Linked DNA regions of Mus musculus: region 1 is linked to region 2. The links are chromatin loops, found by intact Hi-C in ENCODE. Cell type or tissue: gastrocnemius. All regions are shown on one strand. Links, peaks and the distances in the headings refer to the core of each region. The heading gives the core; the rest is flanking DNA.

The links. Hi-C counts contacts between places; a loop is a spot of excess contacts. Peaks named below come from ENCODE experiments on the same cell type or tissue, not always from the same donor. Only the 100,000 strongest peaks of a DNase experiment are listed, where the experiment ranks them.
Region 1: a loop joins it to region 2, with 2.1 times the contacts of the local background. A loop is called at or near these places in 2 of 42 quality-filtered maps.

The regions. Positions count from the first base shown.
Region 1 is chr16:13,998,581-14,009,059 of GRCm38, reverse strand. The region is part of intron 1 of Bmerb1 (bMERB domain containing 1); the gene reads right to left. Among named protein-coding and RNA genes, the nearest start is that of Ifitm7, 17 kb to the right of the region's middle. In gastrocnemius, for the core only: a CTCF peak has its summit at 4,604; a DNase peak (open chromatin) is centred at 3,633; H3K27ac peaks cover 460 bases.
Region 2 is chr16:13,899,052-13,909,530 of GRCm38, reverse strand. It overlaps Pdxdc1 (pyridoxal-dependent decarboxylase domain containing 1), which reads left to right and starts at 6,386. Exons shown (of 23, transcript NM_053181.3): 1 at 6,386-6,616. The coding sequence starts at 6,596. It also overlaps a transcript of Mpv17l not described here. In gastrocnemius, for the core only: a CTCF peak has its summit at 5,870; DNase peaks (open chromatin) are centred at 5,880, 6,151 and 6,387; H3K4me3 peaks cover 2,570 bases; H3K27ac peaks cover 2,205 bases.

The DNA of each region.
Region 1 (10,479 bases), core at 727-8,726, 100 kb before region 2:
TGGTCTTAGGTGCTTCCTTGCAGTGATAGTCTGAGTAGGTATCAGGGAAGAAAAACTCTGTGAAAGACAGGAAGGGTATGAAATATGGTTGCTTCTTTGGGTTCTTTCCAATGGATGGCTTGAGAAGGCCCCATCATTGTGTGAGGTCACCACTGCTCTGTACCTAAGCAGTTAAGAATTAATCACAGATCATAGATCATCTTATAATGATTACAAGTTAGAGAACAGAGGAAAAATCAGTTAAGTATTAGCAGAATGAGTCATAAGTTGGATACTGTGGTCTGGTTTCAATATAAATTGACTTTATAAAATATGTTCAAATATCTTATTAGCCATATGCATTTGCCTGAACAGTAATTAAATTTTGGAATGAGGAGACTTTTTTTCTTTTTCTTTTAAAGTGTGTGTGAGCATGCAAGTGGGCACACACATTACAAAGCACATCAGTCCTTGTCTTTCCACCTTGTCTGAGTCAGAATCTCTTTGCTGTCGTGTAAGCCAAGCTAAGTGACCCCAGGACTGACCCCTGTGTCCACTGATATTATTACCGACGTTGTGCTGCTGTCTCCAGACCCAAAATCCACGTGGCCAGGCTTGCACACTCAGCCATCTCTCCAGCCCTTTAAGGGAGCTTCTTTTGGTTTTGTCTTATTTTCTGGCAGAGTCTCACATAGCCCAGGATGACCTTATTATTGTAATTAAAGATGACTTTGAACTGTTGATCCTCCTGCCTCTACTACCCACATGCTGGGTGTCTGCATCCACCCCCAGTTATGTGGTACAAAATCCAGGACCTTGCATGTGCTAAGCAAGTACTCTTACCAACTGAGCTCTGTTTCCAAGCCTAAAAATGCTTTTAGCTTCCAAAGGTCTTCTCCTCTGAAACTGAGAAGCCTTTCCTTACAGAGACACTTGACCCAGTTTCCACTATTGCTGGACTAGCGCTTTACACTGAGTGGGTCCTTAATAAGTTCTAGACTGGACTGAAGACCCCTGAGATGTTAGGAGAACAATTTGTCATTATTCAATTAATAGGAAGCCAAGTTTCAGAGCCGGAGAAGCATGACCATGTGTGTTGCTGACAATCAAGCCCCTTGCACATTTGAGAAAACTACCATCCTGTTACCCCATATCTCTCTTTTCAAGTTGTAACAAAAGAAAAAGAGGGTCTTGGTATTTTTCTTGAAAAATACAAACTATGTTTGATCAAGCCCAAGCAAGAAGAAATCATAGAACTCAACATACAAAGATAAAAAACTTTTCATATTTTTCCTCTCCTTTTTTGTTGGGAGCACAAAGATCCTTTCGCCCACAGACCACTAAGGAAATCAGGAATGTTAAACATGCAGGGTTGTCTTTTCAGTGAAAAAAAAGATATATAATCTGTTTTCTACCCAAAAAGCTGTGAATGGAGGCAGTTAATAGCCAGGTGATCTGCATGATCTGAAGGATCTGGCCGTATTCAGCTCCCACAAGCAGGACCGCAGGTGGCTAATATTCGCAGTGACCTTTGCCTTATTTGTATGGCCAGGGGCTCCTCTAGGCTCCCACAGTCAGGGCTGGAGGTGGCTAACAACCCAAAAGACCTCTACACTATCTGTATGACTAAGCTCACACCAGATTCTCCCCTAAGCCCTTAAGCTAGTATTTGTAATCTATCTCTAGAACCCCTCTTCTTAGAAGAAATGACATGTACTGTCAGTTGAGTTTCTATGTAATTATGCCTACTTGTGTACCCAGGGTTGTATTACACTAGGAACCTTTTTTTCTAAATTGTACTGTGCTTAAATATGCGTACAATAATCTCCTTGGGGCCAGATCATGAAGTTTAAACCAACCCCACTTTACTAAATTGTGCCGAGCCTTCTTGCCTCTTAAGGTTCATTTCTCTTCCAGCAGTAGAGTTTACAGGGACCCCCAATTTTTTTCATGTGATTAACTCAGTTATTTGTTTGTTTAAAAAGAAAAAGAAAGCTTTGGAGATGGCTCAGCCAGTAAATCATAAGGATTTTTGTTTAATTCCTAGGGCCCATATAAATAGCCAGATGCAACAGTGTGTACCTGTGATCACAGACCCAGGAAGGTGGAGGCAGGTGGATCCCTGGGTGTTGCTGAGCAAGCGCTAGGCCAGTGAAGGTCCCTTTCTTAAAAAGCATGGTAGCCAACTCCTGAGGAAAAACATCCACTGTTGACCTCTGGCCTCCACATATACACCACACACACATATGTGCACTTGTACACACATGAACCGACACGCATAACAAAGAGAGTCATAGCTAATGCCAGCATTCTAGAAGGAGTTCTAAAGGACGGTGAGAAAGGATGTTATGTCAGAGGACTTCTGCACGAACTAAATGGCTGAGCTCTTACTGGGATTTACCAAATGTCTGTAATGGTAGCAGAGAGAGCTCCCCTAGAGTCTTCCCTTTGCCACAAACATGAACACCATACAGAAAATGGCACCTATCAAAACTAAGAATATAAAATCTGAAAATATAAAACTAATAATATAATGCCTCAAAGTTTCTAGGATCCCCACTTATGTCTCCTTTCCCTGTCAAAGGCCCAACACAACACTCCATGTTGCTCTCAGCATCTTATCAGCAACCACTTGTCTTAACCCTAACCGATGGCTTCAGCTCCTTTTTTTTCCTTGTATTGCTTCATTAACATGGGCATTTCTTTCTCGTGCCTTTAAAGGATACTAACTGAACACAGACAAATGCTAGGCCAATATGCCAAATGATTCCCACTCAGAATAGAAGGGGAACCAATATATAAACTCCTCTGTCTTGGTTAGGGTTTCACTGCTGTGAGGGACACCATGACCCAGGCAACTCTTATAAAAAAGAAAACATTTATTTGGGGTTGACTTCCATGGTGCTGGAGGTGCCAAGAGTTTTACATCTTGATCCAAAGGCAGCCAGGAGGAAACTGTCTTCTACACTTGGGTATAGCTTGAGCTTATATGTGTGACCTTTGAAGCTCACCTCCACAGTGACACTTTTCCCCCCAACAAGGCCACACCTTCTAATAGTGCCACTCATTATGGGGCAAGCATTCAAACACATGAAATCTATGAGGGCCATTCCTGTTCTAACCACCACATCCCATAGGCTTACAGCCATAACATAATGCAAAATGCATTTAGTCCAACTTCAAAAGTCTACATAGTCTATCACAGTCTCAATAATGTTTAAAAGTCCAAAGTTAGAAGTCTCTTCTGAGACTCATGTGATCTCTTAACTGTAATACATATAAAATCAAAATCAAAAAGCAGATCGCATACTTTCAACATATCAAGGCACAGAATATACATTCTAAAATGTCATAGTAAGGAAATACTGGGCCAAAGCAAGACTGAAAACCAGATGGACAAACTCCAACTCTGCATTTCCATGTCTGATGTCCAACTCCTTCCAGCTACAATGACAGCAAGACACTTCTTGATCTTGGGCATGTTCAACTTCCTGTTAGCAGCTTTCCTTGGCAGGTATTCCACAGCTCTGGCATCGCTAACATCTGAGAGTCTCCAAGGCAACTTTAACTTCACAGCTTCTTGTTCCAGTGTCTGGGATCCACACGTGATCTTCTGAGATCCTCCAAAGGGCTTGGGGCACTTCGCCAGCTCTGCCCTCTGTAGCACTCTAGGCTCTGGCTGACTCTCCTCCTCTGCTGCTGCTGTTCTTGGTAGTCATTCCGTGGTACTGGTATCTACAATATGCTGGGGTCTCTGCTGCCACTAGGCTGCACTTTCACCAATAGCCTCTCATAGGCTTTCTTCACAGTGCCAAGTCTCAACTTCCTTGCATGACCCCTTTAGTCCTGGGCCTTCAACTGCCACTGAAGCTGCACCTCCACCAATGTCCTTTGTAGCTGCTTGTATTACAAATGCAAATTATGTTCTCCCCAAAACTATTTGCACAAGAGGGTCTGCACATAGCTTCTAGAACCCTGCCTGAGTTGGTTCTGTTTGGTAAATTAAGGTGTCAGCACCTAGTAGTTGGGGAGGACAGACAGAGGTGGGATTTTAGGGTTTCTCGGGCTTGAGACTGGGAGAAGAGAAAGAGGAGAGCCATGCTGTAGGAGAGTGTGGAGAGAGGAGAGGCACAAAGGTTGCCATGGGGTGGAGAATGAAGAAGAGCACTCTGGACTCTGCCCCTCAGTACCTCAGAGGCAAGCTCTTTGGACATGGTGATCTTTGTTCCATTTGTAAAATGTTGGTCCCAGGACTAGGATATAGCTCAATTGGTGAATATTAAAAACTCTGAATTCTATCTTCAACATTGAAACCAAAAAAAAAAAATAGATATCGACTTCATAATCTCCCAACTTAGGAGGTAGGAACAGGAGGGCCAGAAATAAAGGGACATGGACAATTTGCACAATCACTCAAAACAAAAGAGAAAACAAAAAAACAAAAACCAACAAAGCAGGCCTGGGGCACACACCTGTAATCCCAGCATTCAGTTAGAGGCAGAAAGATCAGAAGTTCAAAGTCATGTTCAGTCATTTATCTAATGCAAAGTCAACAGCAGCTAGAGCAGAGCTGAGGTCAGCTTTGCCTCAATACACAGGCTCTATGCACTCAAAGAGTTCCAGTCTGCAGCAGCTAGGTAGCGCTGCAGCTCAGGCACAGCTGCAGCTCAGGCACAGCTGCAGCTCAGGCACAGCTGCAGCTCTGGCACAGCTGCAGCTCAGGCATGGTGTGCTTGCCTACCACATGCTAGGGCCAACACTGCAGAGCTGTGAAACAGCCAAGAAACGCCCTCCTTGTGTGTTTATACAGTCATTTGCAAATTCATTGACTACACTCTCCGCCTCTTTTTCTTAGAAACTTATTAACAACTGTGACTCTTCAGAAAAAGATTTACAAAACACTGCCTCAGAAAAAGGCAAATTGCTACCGGGAAATTCTGTTTAAACTCTGCCTCTGATAGGCTTCTCTGTGGTACCTTTAGATCAGCATGTACCAGGCCGGTAAGCAGAAGCACACGGAGGGTTAGACATTTTTAGAAACTTGTTAATGCCCAGTAACCCGACCTCTTTAGGAACTGACACATGAATTTTCATGGTTGCTTAGGAATCAAATATCTCTATGCAATCATCAGGTATGTGAGAATTCCTATGATGTGCCAGCACCTGTGTTAACACAAGGATTATCTGACCTGCCAGCCAGGCAGGCTGTCAAAGCTGTGACCCTGAGCTGAAAATACGTGCCCACAGTGGACATTTTTAGTTTGTGGAACAGCTAAATTTGGTAACAGAAAGTATGGGGTGAATTTTGTCTCAGTTCACATCAAACTTCACATCTATTTGAGGTTTTTACAAAGCGAATAAAGCACCAGGCACTAAGGAGCAAGTGAGAATATCTGGGGTTTCAGTTACCTTTCTGCACCCTTTAGACTCCAGGGTTTCAAGGATCACTGCTCACCGGACCAGGTTTTGTATGAAATCACTCTTGGGTCTGGAGATGTGACTTACTTAATAGTGTTCCTAACTAGTACAAAGGTCTGGGTTCCAGACCCAGCACTGCAAAGACAGGCAGTACACACCTGTGGAAGGATTAGAGGTTCAAGGTCGTCCCCTGCTGCAGAGTTAGTTGGGTTTTTTTGGGGTGTTTGTTTGTTTTTTGTTTGTTTGTTTTCGAGACAGGGTTTCTCTGTGTAGCTATGGCTGTCCTAGAACTCACTCTGTAGACCAGGTTAGCCTCGAACTCAGAAATTTGCCTGGCTCTGCCTCCCAAGCGCTGGGATTAAAGGCGTGCGCCACCATGCCTGGCGCTGCAGAGCTAATTGAAGCGAGCCTAAGATGTTACTAAGTCCCTGGCTTCTCCGGAATGCACATAAATGATTTAGGAAAGGTGTGTGCTTCCCTGGAGCTTGTGTGTCTGTGGAAAACACTGTCTGGAGGTCACAGCTGCCGATGGGGAAGAGGTAACAGCATACAAATTATTCTGGCCCACATGCAGATTCTGTCGTGTCTTGCAGGAGGCCAGTCCCTCTGGGAACATCCATCCCTACATCCCCATAAACCACATGGTCCTGGGTTCCTGACTACATGGTCGTTTGGGGTCCTTCCGGTCCTTTTAATCATGGTATCCCATGGAACAGTGGGTAGACATCTGGATCAGATGTTTCCTGAGGGTTTCACGCTGTGATTAGATTGAAAAATGGACTTTTTCTTTCTTGCTTTCTTTCTTATAACAATTTATTTAGTTTATGTGCGATGGTGTTTTGCCTGCATGAATATCTGTGTGAAGAGATCAGATTGGTTGAAACTGGAGTTGCAGACAGTTGTGAGCTGTCATCTGGGTGCTAGGAATTGAACCCTGGTTCTCTGGAAGAGTAGCCAGTGTTCTCAACTGCTGAACCATCTCTTCAGCCCTGGGACTTTTTTTTAATTCAAGTTAGTTTTTTGTTTGTTTGATTGATTGATTGATTGATTGATTGTTTTCTTTAAAGACTGAGTCTTACATAGCCCAGGCTAGCCTCAAATGCATATGTAGTGGAGGATGGTCTTGGATTCTGACCTTCTGCCTGTCTCTCAGGCAGATTATAGGCACATACCATCATGCCTGGTTTATACAGTGCGAAGCATAGAACACAGGGCTTTGTGTGTGCTAGGCAAACGTAGTGAGCTACATCCTAGCCTTGCTTTTTGGTTCTTTCAACACACACACACACACACACACATTCAGACTGACTTCTGTTACTGCCCAGACCTTGGGAATATTGTCTTCCCTCTAAACTGCAGGCCTCTAGTCCACTCTGAAAGGAAAATAGAGGACTGTATTAAATTCAACTTGGGGGACTCCAAAGTGCAGCCAGAGATGGCAACCCTGTACGGATAAGTGTACCTCAGCATCCCTGTTTAAGTTCTATGCCTGATAGCAGTAATAGAAGCAACTGAGAATTAACGTGGAGAATATGCATAAGGTGCCACTGGAGAAGATAAAGGACCTCTAAATGCTTAGGAGCACCTAATATATCAGAATACTAGCAGGATCGGCCATTGGTACCTTTTCTTCCTCCTCCCCTTCCTCCTTTTCCTCTTCCTCCTCCTTCTCTTCCTCCTCCTTCTCCTCTTCCTCCTCGTTTTCCTCTTCCTCCTCCTCTTCCTATTCTTCCTCCTCTTCCTACTCCTCCTCTTCTTCCTCCTCCTTCTCCTCCTCCTCCTCCTCCTCTTCCTCCTCCTCTTCCTCCTCTTCCTCCTCCTCTTCCTCCTCTTCCTCCTCCTCCTCCTCCTCCTCCTCCTCCTCCTCTTCCTACTCCTCCTCTTCTCCCTCCTCTTTCTCCTCCACTTCATCAAAGAAATGCTAATTTCAATTTGGAAAAAAGAAAGAAAAGAAAAAGAAATGAGGCTGGAAGCTGGCCTATCCTGGGAAAGCACTTGCATGAGGACCTGTGTTCTATCCCCAGAACTCGCATATGCCTGTGATAGCTAGCCTTACAACCTGAGATCAACGCCCAGGACCCACATGTGGAAGGAGAGAACCATCTCTGCAAACTCTCCTGTGACCTCCACAGATGACCTGTGCCATTCTTACACACACTTGCTGAGATGTCGTTTAACACCCAGGGTGCTAGGAGGTGACCATACAGAGACATGATTTTGTCCCTGGGAACTGATCCTGTTGCAGAGATAGCTTTGAGGCAACTGGCTGGGCTGACTAGGGGCCCCAGCCAGGGCTCGTATGTACAGGGTACTACAAGTCAGCCACCTGAAATATTTTTGGCTGTAAGTGAAAGTGACAATTTCCCCTTTGCTTCAATTTGTTGAAAGCAGTGAATTTTCTAGGCTGGAAAACTTGGAGGGAAACCAAAGTCATTCTGTAGGGAAGTTTTCTCTTGCTTCTAGAAGTTCCTAATCGTGTTTACCTTGGCTTGACTCTGAGCACATGCAACAGTTTTGGTGGCCAGTGGTGTGTGTGTGTGTGTGTGTGTGTGTGTGTGTGTGTGTGTATGCACACATACTCAAGCATGTGCCTGTACACATACATATGTGTGTACACACACGTGTACAAAACACTGAGACATTGGCAGTTAAAGACAGAGGGATGGAGATGAAGAAAGGAGATAGGAATATTATTAGACTGGAGTATCTGCATCCTAAACTCAGGTTTTTATGGCTGTGGGGTGGAGCCCAGTGATGGAGTGAGGACTAGTTTTTGTTACCCATCTACAGATGGGTGTATACACAGAATGTAGCCTCCTGTAAGTGCAACATTTAGCAGCAAGGTTTGAAATGCTAGAACTCAGGGGATCCTTGAAAAGATGATGTGAAGAAATGAGCCAGGCACAAAAGATCACATGTTGGATGAATTCTATTTATATAAAAATATGCATCCGAAGGGAAAAGAGCACAGTGGGCACTAATGACCTGGGGAAGAGGCACAGCGAGGCTTAGAACATGTTAGCCTGAAGTGGGAACATAGGGCGCCATGGCATTCGAGGAAATGGCAGAAATAGGGAGGGTACTTGGACCTCCTCATGCTTTTATACCCTGAAGACTGAGTGACAGGTGTCCTGTCCTACACCCAAAGGACAGAAATGTCACACAGGGAATTGGGGAGGGCTCAATCAATAAAATGCTTGCTGCAGAAGCACAAGAACCTGATTTTGATTCTTTGAAGCCATGAAAAAAGTCAGCGACGTGTAATTCCAGTATTGGGAAGCCAAGAAAGGCGGGTCCCTGGGGTTGACTAGTTAGCCAGCCAGTCTACGTCAGTGAGGGACCCTGACACATGAACAAAAACAAGGTGGGCAGTGTCTGAGGAATAACAGCTGGGCTCGACTTCTGACCTCCACATACTCCTATGACACTTCACCACACGGTCCCAAGAGAGCTCAAAAGTCTTAAATGCTTAAACACCTGGAATATTTTACGGTGACATGGTCCTTAAACTCACAGTAATCTTCCTGTGTCAGCCTTCAAAGTACTGGAATTATAGGTATAAGACACCATATCCCAGCGTATAAATGGTTGAAATCATCCTTTTTTTTTTCCTCCTATAGTGCAAGGGATGGAGACCTGGGCATTATGTATACTGGGTCAGCAGTCTACTCTTGAACTACATTCCTAGCCTGAAACCTTTTCAGCACCAATTCAAGTTGAAAATTCCATACCAAGTGTGGATGGAGTAACAAGTCCTAATCGATACAGAAATACACTAAAAATATGGTAGTAAATGATTTGTCTGTATGTATATGGAAGATCTGAAACATTGAATTTAGTGTTTAGGCTTGGGCCCCATCACCAGGACATCTCATTGTGCATATGCAAATATATGCAAATATTTCAAAATCAGCATTCAAAATACTTCTGGTTCCAGATGTTCCAGATAAGGGATATTCAACCCATATGGATAAATTCTTAACCTTTTCTCTTGTTATCATCACTTGTTGTTGGGCTGTCAGTCATGAACCTAGCAATAGGATAGAGAAGATCTCTTTCCTGTAATCCCAGCAGTTTTCTTTAGGGTTGAACAAATGTGTCAGAATGAGGCAGCTAATGTTTGCCCCACTCTATGAATGCACTAAGTGGTGATACATTAGGAAAAGGTCTGGGGCTCTAGCTCAGTTGGGGTGGTTCGTAGCTGGGCCAAAGCCTGGAGCCCATTTCCAGCACCTTATAAACCACATGTGAGAGTGTGCTTTAATCTCAATGCCAGAAAGTAGAAACAGGATCATATATGCAAGGCTGACTTCAGTCACCTATCAAGTTCCCAGGCAGCCTGAGACCCTGTCTCAAAAGAAAAAAGGGGGAAAAAAAAGCAAATTTGAAAAGAATTGTGCCAGTTACTACTTTTAACTTGACCTGGACTAAAATCATGTAGGAAACTAGCCTCGGAGCAAGCCTGTGAGGCACTATGTGGATTAGATAAACAGATATGGGAAGGAAAATCTGCCTCAATTGTGGTTAATACTGAGATTCTCAAGAGAAAAACTAGTTCCACAATTTTGAGCCAAATCTGAAGCAAGGCTTTAATTAATTAAATACCGACTAGGATAGACCCTGGTCAGGTCCACCCTGGGGTCCCAGGGAGTGGATACGGTTATGTTTTGTAGGGGCTTAAAACAGCAGAATCCATAAGTCAGTGCATTTCCCATCAGGCTCAATCAGGGACAAGCACACATCCTGATGTATTTCCTGCCTATGTCCCTCCCACCTACACGGGATCAAGCACACCTGCTGTAGTGTTCCCGGAAATTATCCTGTCCCTGGGCAAGTGGAACTTCCTGGTTAACTTTGGCTCTTACATCTACTTATGAGCAGGTCCATTCCCTGAGCTGGAGTCCTGGACCGAATCAAAAGAAAGGAGTGAGGCGAGCACCAGCATCCACATTTCTCTGCTCTCTGACCTCATACAGCACAAGCAGCTTCCACTCAAACACCTGCCGCCTTGACGTCCTTGCCATAATGGACTGGACTCTCAAACTGCCTTGAGTTGCTCTGACATGTAGTTTATCAAAGCAA
Region 2 (10,479 bases), core at 1,236-9,235:
AGTGAAAGTCATTGCTGGTTTATCAGACTCTGCAAAATTAATTTCCTCATGTGGGGAAGGCATTATTTCAAGGGGTGGGGCTGAGGGTACTACTTCCTCAGGTGGGGCAAACCCTTGAGAATCTGAAGATTCAAAATTCTCAGCTTCAACATGGTCTTCCCACACATCCCCGTCCCATGTTGTAGGATCCCATTCTTTGCCAATTAGAGCCCTTACTTTAACTGTCGACACACTCTGAGGCTGAGACTTGAATTTTCGCTGTAGTTCAGCCAACCTTACAATGAGAGTTTCTGTTTGATTTTCTGCAACTTGAGCTCTATTGCTACAAGAGAGAAGATTCTCCTCAAGGACACACTTAGCAACTTTTAGATCGTTTACTTGTGTCTGGAGCCTTTCGATTTTAATCACACAACTCCTTCCTTTCATTCATCATTTTTTCCACAGATACTAAGAGCAGCCAGCCAGTAAAATCATTTTCCGATTTTTTCCCCATCTTGTAGAAAGCTTTGTGCACTGAATCACCTAATTCATTAAGAAAATCAAGGTCATTAGCTTCTTTAAGTTCGGAATATAGTTTCAACCATGGGTCTTCAAAATTCTCTGAGCTCCCAGGAGGGAGAGAATCTGGAGAGGTTTCAATAGTTGAAAGTGCTGGTGGATCAACAAGCCAATTCCAGTATTTTAAAAGATTCATCCTTGTACTTCTGTTACTCTAGAACCACTCCTGGTACCAACTTCTGTATTAGTCAGGGTTCTCTAGAGTCACAGAACTTATGGATAGTCTCTAGATAGTAAAGGAATTTATTGATGACTTACAGTCGGCAGCCCAATTCCCAACAATTGTTCAGTCACAGCTGTGAATGGAAGTCCAAGGATCTAGCAGTTACTCAGTCTCACGCAGCAAGCAGGCGAAGGAGCAAGAGCAAGAGCTAGACTCCCTTCTTCCAATGTCCTTATATTGTCTCCAGCAGAAGGTGTAGCCCAGATTAAAGGTGTGTTCCTTAAACTCGGAGATTCAATCTTCTGGAATCCATAGCCACTATGGCTCAAGATCTTCAAACCAAGATCCAGATAAGGATCTCCAAGCCTCCAGATAAGGGTCACTGGTGAGCCTTCCAATTCCAGATTGTAGTTCATTCCAAATATTGTCAAGTTGACAACCAGGAATAACCACTACAGTCCTCTTACCTGCTGAGCCATCTTTCTAGCCCTGTGAAGCATTTTTTTAAATTATTAATGATTGAGGGCCTAGGCCATTATGAGCAATGCCACCTGTAGGGAGGTGGTCCTGGGTGGTTTAAAAAGTAGGTTGAGAAAGTCATGGTAAACAAGAGCATGCAGGTTCCTGTGTTGGTTATTAAATGTAAGATTAAATAAATCTTTTCCTCCTCAAACTGCATTTGACCATGGTCTTTGTTTTAGCAACAGAAAGTTAAATTAGAATGGTAACTCTGTACTATAACTTGAATAACTTAATAAAACTCCAGCACAGGGGTGGGTATGGGGGACATTTGGGATATCATTGAAAATGTAAATGAGGAAAATACCTAATTAAAAAAAAAAGAATGGGGAAACAAAAAAAAAAACAAAAAAACAAAAAACAAAAAACTCCAGCACTGTTCCAGTGCCTTCTATACTTCATATGAGCTTTATGATGTTGCTCTATTTCTATCATTTTTATTGAATGATATTACACTGAATCTGTAAATTGCTTTTGGAAAAATGGTAATTTTTACAATATTAATTCTACCAATCCATGAGCCTAAGAGATCTTTCCATCTTCTAGTATCTTTTTCAATTTCTTTCTTCAAAAATATAAAATTTTCATTGTAGTGGTCTTTTACCTCTGGTTTAAAAAAAATAACACTAAAGATGTTTGAAAAAGCCATAGGAAATCATGGTCTACAGAGTGAGTTCTAGGACAGCCAGGGCTACACAGAGAAACCCTGTCTTGAAAAACCAAAAAAGTGAGTATAATCACACACATATTTCTGGATAGAGTGACTGCTCATGAGGTGATAACGTTTCCCTCAGGAGCCATAAATTATTTAAAGAAACCCCAGTACCAGAAAGAGGAAGGGAAACATTTTAGGTTGTTGGTCACGGGTATCTAAGAGACCTCTGAAACACTACAGGGTTTGCCATTGCCCTCGATTGCCTCTGAGATACCACACACTTTAGACACAGAAGCTGAAGGAATCAGCTGGAATTGACTTGGACATCTCCTCCCTCAGGACCAGCTCTCAGAGTAGCAGAAGATATTATGCAAGCTGCCAAGGGAGAAATGCAATCAAGAGTCCTACAGAAATGTGAAGCAGGTAAACCAGAGCGACCAGCCTAGGAAGACGCTGCTAATCTTTATATCTTGTGGATAACCAAGCTGTCTAACTGGACTTAAGCCCTGTTCAACAGGAGGGAACTCGCACCTTGTATTGTAAACCTCAACAACTACTGGTGGCTGAACAAGTAATAGACCTTAGAGGAGGACCCACTACTGCCAATTTCCTAAATCAATACAGCTTCTAACTGTACTCTAAATAGTTATTCCCACAGGCAAACATAGCTCTTACCCTTATCGAAAGCACTTTTTTTTTTCTGCAGCAAAGGCTACAGGGAGCCATAACTGGTCAAAATGCAGAGAATAAGTGACTGTGGGGTCCCCAGCCCCAGATGGAACATCTGTAATACAATGTCACATGAACTGATGGAGAACTACAGGCAGTCAATGACTGCTGGAGGAATAATCACCTGATTGTGAGGAACAACTCTTACACTCACTAATTTCTCATATTTATCTTTATTGATGTCTATTTTTAAAAAAAAAACATGATACTAGGAAACTGTACTGGCTAGTTTTGTGTCAACTTGACGCAGCTGGAGTTATCACAGAGAAAGGAGCTTCAGTTGAGGAAATGCCTCCATGAAATCCAACTGTAAGGCATTTTCTCAATTAGTGATCAAGGGGGAAAGGCCCCTTGTGGGTGGGACGATCTCTGGCTGAGTAAGTCAGGGGAAGCAAGCCAGTAATGAACGTCCCTCCATGGCCTCTGCATCAGCTCCTGCTTTCAGACCTGCTTGAGTTCCAGTCCTGACTTCCTTGGTGATGAACAGCAGTATGGAAGTGTAAGCCAAATAAACCCTTTCCTCCCCAACTTGCTTCTTGGTCATGATGTTTGTGCAGGAATAGAAACCCTGACTAAGACAGTAACATAAATGGATATACTTTGGTACAGAGTTACAGACTGTTGTGAGCTGCCATGTAGGTGTTGGGAACTAATTTAAAAATGATATATTTTGAGCATACTTCCCTCTGCACCCTTATTCTTCCTTTCCCACTTGTTATTAGTCTATTTTGTACCCTAGACATTTTCACTTCTACATTCATGGTATATGTACATACATGAGTTTCTTTACATCTAAATACTACATTTAAAGTTCTATATAGCCGAGCATGGTAGCATATATTTGTAATCCCAAGACTTGAGAGGCTGAGGCAAAAAGAGTGCTAGAGGCCAGCATGGGCTACTTAGACTCTGTCTCAAAAACAAATAAAACCCCTGGCAAAATAATAATAGGAATAAAGCTGTCTTCACTCAGCCCTTTCCCCAAACGCCTACTTATTCTTAGAATAAAGCGGAGGACAATAGTAATTCCATCTATATCTTTATTCATCTTGTTCATCCCTCACAGCTTTTGATAGTTATCATTTTTTAGAAGAACATCGGGTTATATGTATTTATTTGACGTGTGTGTGCGCGTGCGCGCGCGTTCTTGAGTGTGTATGGAGGTCAGAGGGTAACTTTAGGGAGTCAGTTCTCTCCTTCCACACTGTAGGGTCTGGGGATTAAACACAGGTCATTAGGCTTGGCAGCAAACCCCACATTTTTGCATTGCTGTAGTGAATCAGTGTATATCACTGGCTTATTTTAATATTAAAGATTAAAATATTTATTTACAATATGGCTGTAATAATTCAGCTCACAGCAAAATTATGTTGTGGAATTTAAAGAAAAAAAAAACCTACATACCCCCCTCCTTTGTTTCCTTCTGGTTTACTCTTGGAGAAAAATCTCTTTTTAACATTTTATCTATTATTTTTATGTGTTTGATGTTTTGCCTGCATGCACAGTCGAGGCCAGAAGAGTACATTGGATTCCACTGGGACTAAAGATTATGAAAGCTGTGAGCTGCCATGTGAGTGTTGGAAATTGAATCCTGTTTTTAACTGCTAAGCCATCTCTCTAGCCCTCAAGGAAATTCTTACTTCACTGTGATAGCTTACACCACTTGGGAGACAGGAGGATTGCTTCAAGTTCAAGGCAGGTCAGTCTACAAATGAACAGCAGGACAGCCAGGGCTACATAGTGAGACCCTAACTCAAAAATACTAATGATGTAAACATTCACCATATACAAGCCATATGTCTGTACAGGTTGAGTCTATTTGGGGGTAGCGGTGGGATGTTGGTTTGTTTCTCTATGTAGACCAGGCTGGCCTAGAACTCACAGAGCTCTACCTGCCTCTGCCTCCTAAGTGCAGGGATTAAAGGCATGCACCACCAGGCTTGGCTTGAATCTACTTTTTAACTACTTGGAGATAATGTTACATTTATGAGCTTCTTTTTTTAAATCTTTATTACATTTTTATTTTGTGAGCTCTTGTGTGTGTGTGCATGTGTGCCACATGCAAAAGTCAGAGGACAACTCCAGAGTTGTTACTCTTTCCACTGTGAGTCTCAGGGATCAAACTCAGTCCGGGCTTAGTGGTAGAGGCCTTTACCTCTTAAGCCATCTCTACAGCCTGTGCACTGTTTTTGTTTGCTTGTTTTTATTTTGCTATTTGCTTACAAAAAATTGTGAGTGTGTAAGCACGCATATGCCAGTCGGAGAGCATCTTGCAGGAGATGGTTCTCCCTGTCCATCAGACTTAGTGGCAACCACCATTACCATCAGCACCTTAGCTGTTTGGTTTGGAGTCACCAAGCCAAGTTGTTTTGGACTTCGGCATCTCTCCTAGTCTAGCCTCCAAATCATGAGGTGGAGGAGGAGACACTTCTTGTACCTCTGCCTAAAAAAAATAAGTCTTTAATAATATTGAAGTGTTCAGAGTTGTAATGTACCAGCACAAATATTGATGGATAGTTATCTGAATACACATGTGATAAAAAAAAAGAAGAAAATAGCAACTAATCTAGCTAATGGGCACATGACTGTTCACCGAAATTCTTTTGTCCTTTCTACAGGTTTGGAAATTTTCATAACACATTGTTTTGTTCAAGCAGGAGCACATCAGTTTTCAGTCTTTGAAAGGCACCATTTCAAGCCAGGCGTGGTGGCATACTCCTTTAATCCCAACACTCAGGAGGCAGAGGCAGGCGGATTTCTGAGTTCGAGGCCAGCCTGGTCTACAGAGTGAGTTCCAGGACAGCCAGGGCTGTACAGAGAAACCGTGTCTCGAAAAACCAAAAAAGAAAGGAAAAAAAAAAAAAAGGCACTATTTCATCACTTTTTTTTTTTTTTTCCAGTTAACTGGAGAGTCACTCAAAAGCAGCACACACGATTTCTTTGCTAGGAAATGTTAACAACACAAGCAGGCCATTTATCCAAATACAAAGTAGAGACCGCCTGCAGATAATTACTACACTGACAACCCGACCCAACCTGGGGGTTTGGGGGAGCATGCTGCATAAGAAATAGAGAGGGTAGGGATAGCTTTGTGGTTTTTAGCATCATCAGACTTCTGTGCAGGAAGTTTCACTGACCACAATGGTGGTAAGATCCCATTTCACCTACCCATCAGTAGTGGAGCAATGTAGGAAACAAATCCCACGGGCTCTTACTCACTAAAAACGCACTACCCCCACCTAGCGGGTGTGAAGCGGGAATAATGAGGTGTACTGCCGGGCTGCAAGGGACTAAACCTAAAACGGATAATAATGACCTCCATATCAAATTTCTGCTCTGATATAAAATGGAAAGGCAACAGACCTACTATTATCATTATTATTACCCATCCTCCGACAAGCCATCATTGTGACATGAGGGAGGACGCCAGAACAGCGGCCTCGAATTCCTTTCTGTCTGGACTTCTGAGGAAAGAGCTGACAAAATACATCATCCCGCGCATGCGCAAGGGTGAGCGCTGGTCTTAGGCTGCTAAGGTAAATAACTACTCCATTCCTGACCGGTGTTGACGGCGGAGGACTTGAAAGCCTGGCTTGGGCCGTGCAGCTGAGTCGATAGTATTTTACCTGGTGGATATCTCATTGCGACGGTCGTCACAGGCTTCAAGTTGGACCGCCCTATAGACGGGGTTCTTGCCACCAAGCAGCGTTAGGACCGGCCGGCGTGACGCCCAAGTACGGAAGCCTAGAAGGCCCCGCCCCGGGAGGCCCCGCCCACCCGACGGGCCTAGCCCCGCCTTCAGCAAGCCGCAGGATACCTGCGGGCCGCGCTGCGGGGCAGCTCCTCCTCCTCTCCGCCCCGCCGGCTGCGGGCGGGGAGGACGTCAGCGCTGCCAGCGTGGAAACCGCTGCGGGCCGCGGGAGGCGGAAGTAGTGCCCAGCACCGCGGGCCCAGCACCGGACGCCTCAGCCATGGACGCGTCCCTGGAGAAGGTACGGAAGGAGCGGGCGGCGCTGTGGTCCCGGGTCTTCGCCACCGGGGCGACTGGTTTCCCCGTAGGACTAAGGAGTCTCGTTGGAGGAGGGCGGCCGGGCCGGGCCGGGCCGGGCCACGTCACGGGGCCCGGTGGCTGAGGGGAGGTGGGCCCGGCGCTGTCGGAGCCGGCTTTGGCTTTACCGAGGCTCGGCGTAGGACCCGGCCTGAACCCGCGCTGGTCCTGTAGGGTGACAGGAGCAATCGGTGTGGGCCCCAGAAGCGTACGGGAAGAAGTCCTAGTTGTCGCGGAGGCCCCTGCAAAAGCCACAGATGTTCAGTGCTTTCCAAGTTAGGAGACAAATTGTAACTTTTGGCGGGCGTAGGAATCACCTGGGGACCTTGGTGAAAACATGGCTTTGCAGCCTCGGGTCTCAAGCTCGGGTGGGCGGGAACTCAGTTTGTAGAGTTTAAGAAGTTTCCCCACGTGATTCCGATGCTGTAGCAAGCAAACCCCAGACTAGAACCCCTGGTATCCAGAAAGGGTTGGGTATTCTGTAACTGGTGAGTTTATTTGGGGGCTGGGAAGAGGAGGTGGTCCCAGCTGGTCTCACTACGTTTGGGTTCCTCTTTCTGAGTGAGAATCATGAGAGGACTTCAGGTCAATTCCAAGTCCATGGGAACCTGTGTCTAGCCCTGCTCACCCCTTGGGGCAACAGCAGCTTGATGGATCTGGCTACCTACTCGGGCATGTTAAATAGACTCTAATTGTTCCCATCTAAGGGCTGGCTATTGAGAACAAACAGGTCCTTGGGTTTCTTCATGGACTGTGCTTTCAGTGCCTAACGTTCTGTCCTCCCAGTCTTTTCTCTCTGTCCCTTCTCGAAATTCTGCTTATCCGGTATGATGTAAAAACCTAGCTTTCCCTACAAGTGAAATCAATCCTTCCTTCCATCCTCCCCACCAACCCTCGCCCCCTTCTTCAATCTCTCCTTGTTCAGTCCCCGGTTTTGTGAAAGTAACCCTGGCTCTTCTGTAACTCTCTGTAGACTAGGCTGGTCTCGAACTTAAAGTGATCCTCCTGCCTCTGCCTCCCAAACTGCTGATATTACAGGACTTGTTGAAAGCAGTAATTGTAGAAATTAAGCCAGATGTCTTCATGTGCACACAGTGGCATATCTTGCTCCTCGGCTATTTCAAGTATAAATTGGGTGGAAAGCAATCAGAGAAAAAGATGTTTTTTTTCCTTGATTCTTCTGACGAGCATAGTGTCGACTTTTTGGTACCATGAGCTTCACTTGGAATGGCGATTCTCAACTTTGGGTTAGGTTTGTTCCCCAGGGACATTTAGCAGCTTTTGGAGGTGTTTTAAACTAGAGTCCTGGGAGTACAAGGGAGGTACTGCTGGGGCCTAGTAAGAAGAACCCAAGCATACTTTCGAGTATTCTCTGTTGCACAGGCTAATTCTGCACATCGGGAAACGATCAGCGATTCAGAAGCTCAGAGAACTAGTTGAGATTGTGTGTGTAACTCCAGTAGCTGAATACAAAATGATGCTGAAAATATTCTGTTTCCCATTTCTTTACAAGGCTTTAAGTCATTTCATTAGAAACCTGAAAGAACAAAGATGATCTTTCCTTTGAGAGTATCTGAAAACTAAAAGTGGGTAGGAACTCTAGTGTAAATGGTATGTTTCTGTATATTAAGTGATGGTAAAATATTTTAAGCCCTCCAAAGAAAATCTAAGGAGGTACTGAAACTCCAGCATGCATTAGGATGGAACTTTAATTGCATTGAACTTTGAGGAATTCATAATATGTGGGCTGAAAGTTGCTGCCTTAGGCCAGTGTGAAAATTATAAATGTTTTGTTTTAAAAGCTAGGGCTCAGCCAGGTGGTGGTACACAATTTAGTCCCAGCATTTGGGGAGGCAGAGGCAGGCAGATTTTTGAGTTTGAGGTCGATATGGTCTACAAAGTGAGGGACAGCCAGGGTTACACAGAGAAACCCTGTTTTTAAAAAAAAAAAAAAAAAAAAAAAAAAAAAAAAAAGCTAGGGCTCTTATTTTTATATTCCATGAAGTAATAGAAAACTTTAAATATAGCGAATAATTTCTGTAATATTAATTTAGATGACTTCGTGTTCTGAGAAATAGTTTGAAGTGAAACACTAAATTATGTCTATTGTCCAGTTTCTTTGAGGATTAGGCTAATTTGGGCTAGATTCTACATTTTAATATAAAACTGAGAGCTATTTGAGTAGTTCTGAGTGATCCCACTTCATCTGATCCATGCATACTTTATAGAACCACAGTGTTATTTGCTATTCATCCTCTGAAAGTTCAATATCTTTTCCTCTAGTACAGCAGTTCTCACCCTGTGGGTTGTGACCTCCCACAGGAATCATATATCAGATATCTTACATATCAGATATTTACATTATTATTTATAACTAGCAAAATTATAGTTATGAAGTAGCAATGAAATAATTTTATGGTTGGGATCACTACACCATGAGGAAGTGTATTAAAGGGTAGCAATATTAGGAAGGTGGGGACTGCTGCTCTAGGGTGTAGTACATACTACACATGATCATTACTCAGTAGAATCACTTTATATATCTCCCTTTATCAAACCATAACTCTACCCCTGCTTTTTCTTGAAGTAATATGCAAGCTTGCAAATATGAATGGCAGTCACTTTTCTTGCCTTAATTTGGTTTTTCACAGTGGTATCTCCATGTCAGATAGGCCAAGTGAAAGGACAAGGCATCCAAACTAGGAGAGTAGAAAGAGAGGGACTGGGAAGAACTTAGGTCATCTTTCCTCTGAGAATAGCTCTTTGTAAGTAAATCTGCCAAAACAACAGCAGCAGCAAAAATGTGGGTAAGGTGGCTGGATTAGTGGTTAAGAACACTTGTTGCTCTTCCTGAGGACCCAAGTGCAATTCCCAACACTTGGTGGCTCACAACAGTTTATACATCCAGCTCTGTGAATCCAGTACCCTCTTCCGGCCTCCTCAGGCACCAGGCATGCATGTGGTATACTGACCCATAACCTATAAAATAAATCTGAAAAAAAGTTTTAAGTGGGTAGGTATCCTTTGGCATCTTATGTTCAACATGTAAGAAGCATGGAGCTGGAAAGATGACATGGTGATGAGGAGTGTGCACTGCTCCTTCAGAGGACCCACAGTGACTCTTAATCACCTATGACTCCAGCTTCAGGAGATCTCATGTCTTCTGCCTTCAGAAAGTAGTTGTATAAACATGACATACATACACATAAATAACAAAGAACAAAAGGTCCCCAATAATAGTTTTAATATTATGTTAGCCGGGCAGTGGTGGCGCACGCCTTTAATCCCAGCACTCGGGAGGCAGAGACAGGCGGATTTCTGAGTTCGAGGCCAGCCTGGTCTCCAGAGTGAGTTCCAGGACAGCCAGGACTACACAGAGAAACCCTGTCTCTAAAAAAACTAAACAAAAACAAAAACGTTAATACTCAAGTTAGTTCTAGCACAGGACGTAGTTACTGTGGCCACGAGGGACCATACTCAGTTATTCACTACATTCTTCAGTAATGTCCTGCTGCTTTAAACCTTTTCATGTTGAATGCACAGTGTCATTCTTCTGGGATATTCTGTTTTGGCCAGGGGTGTGCAGTTTGTTGTTTGCTTTAACTCCACCCTTGAACAAACTATGGGCAGAGTTTCTCAATTGCTGATATTTGTTTCAACTGTGATTCCGTGTGTGGGAAGTTCATTGCAGTGCAACATGTTTGACAGAAGCCCTGGCCTCCGTCCACTAGCAGTACACTCCCAGCTGTGACAATTAAAAAATGGCTCCAGATGGAGTGGAAGGAATTGCCTATGAGTGGAAACCAT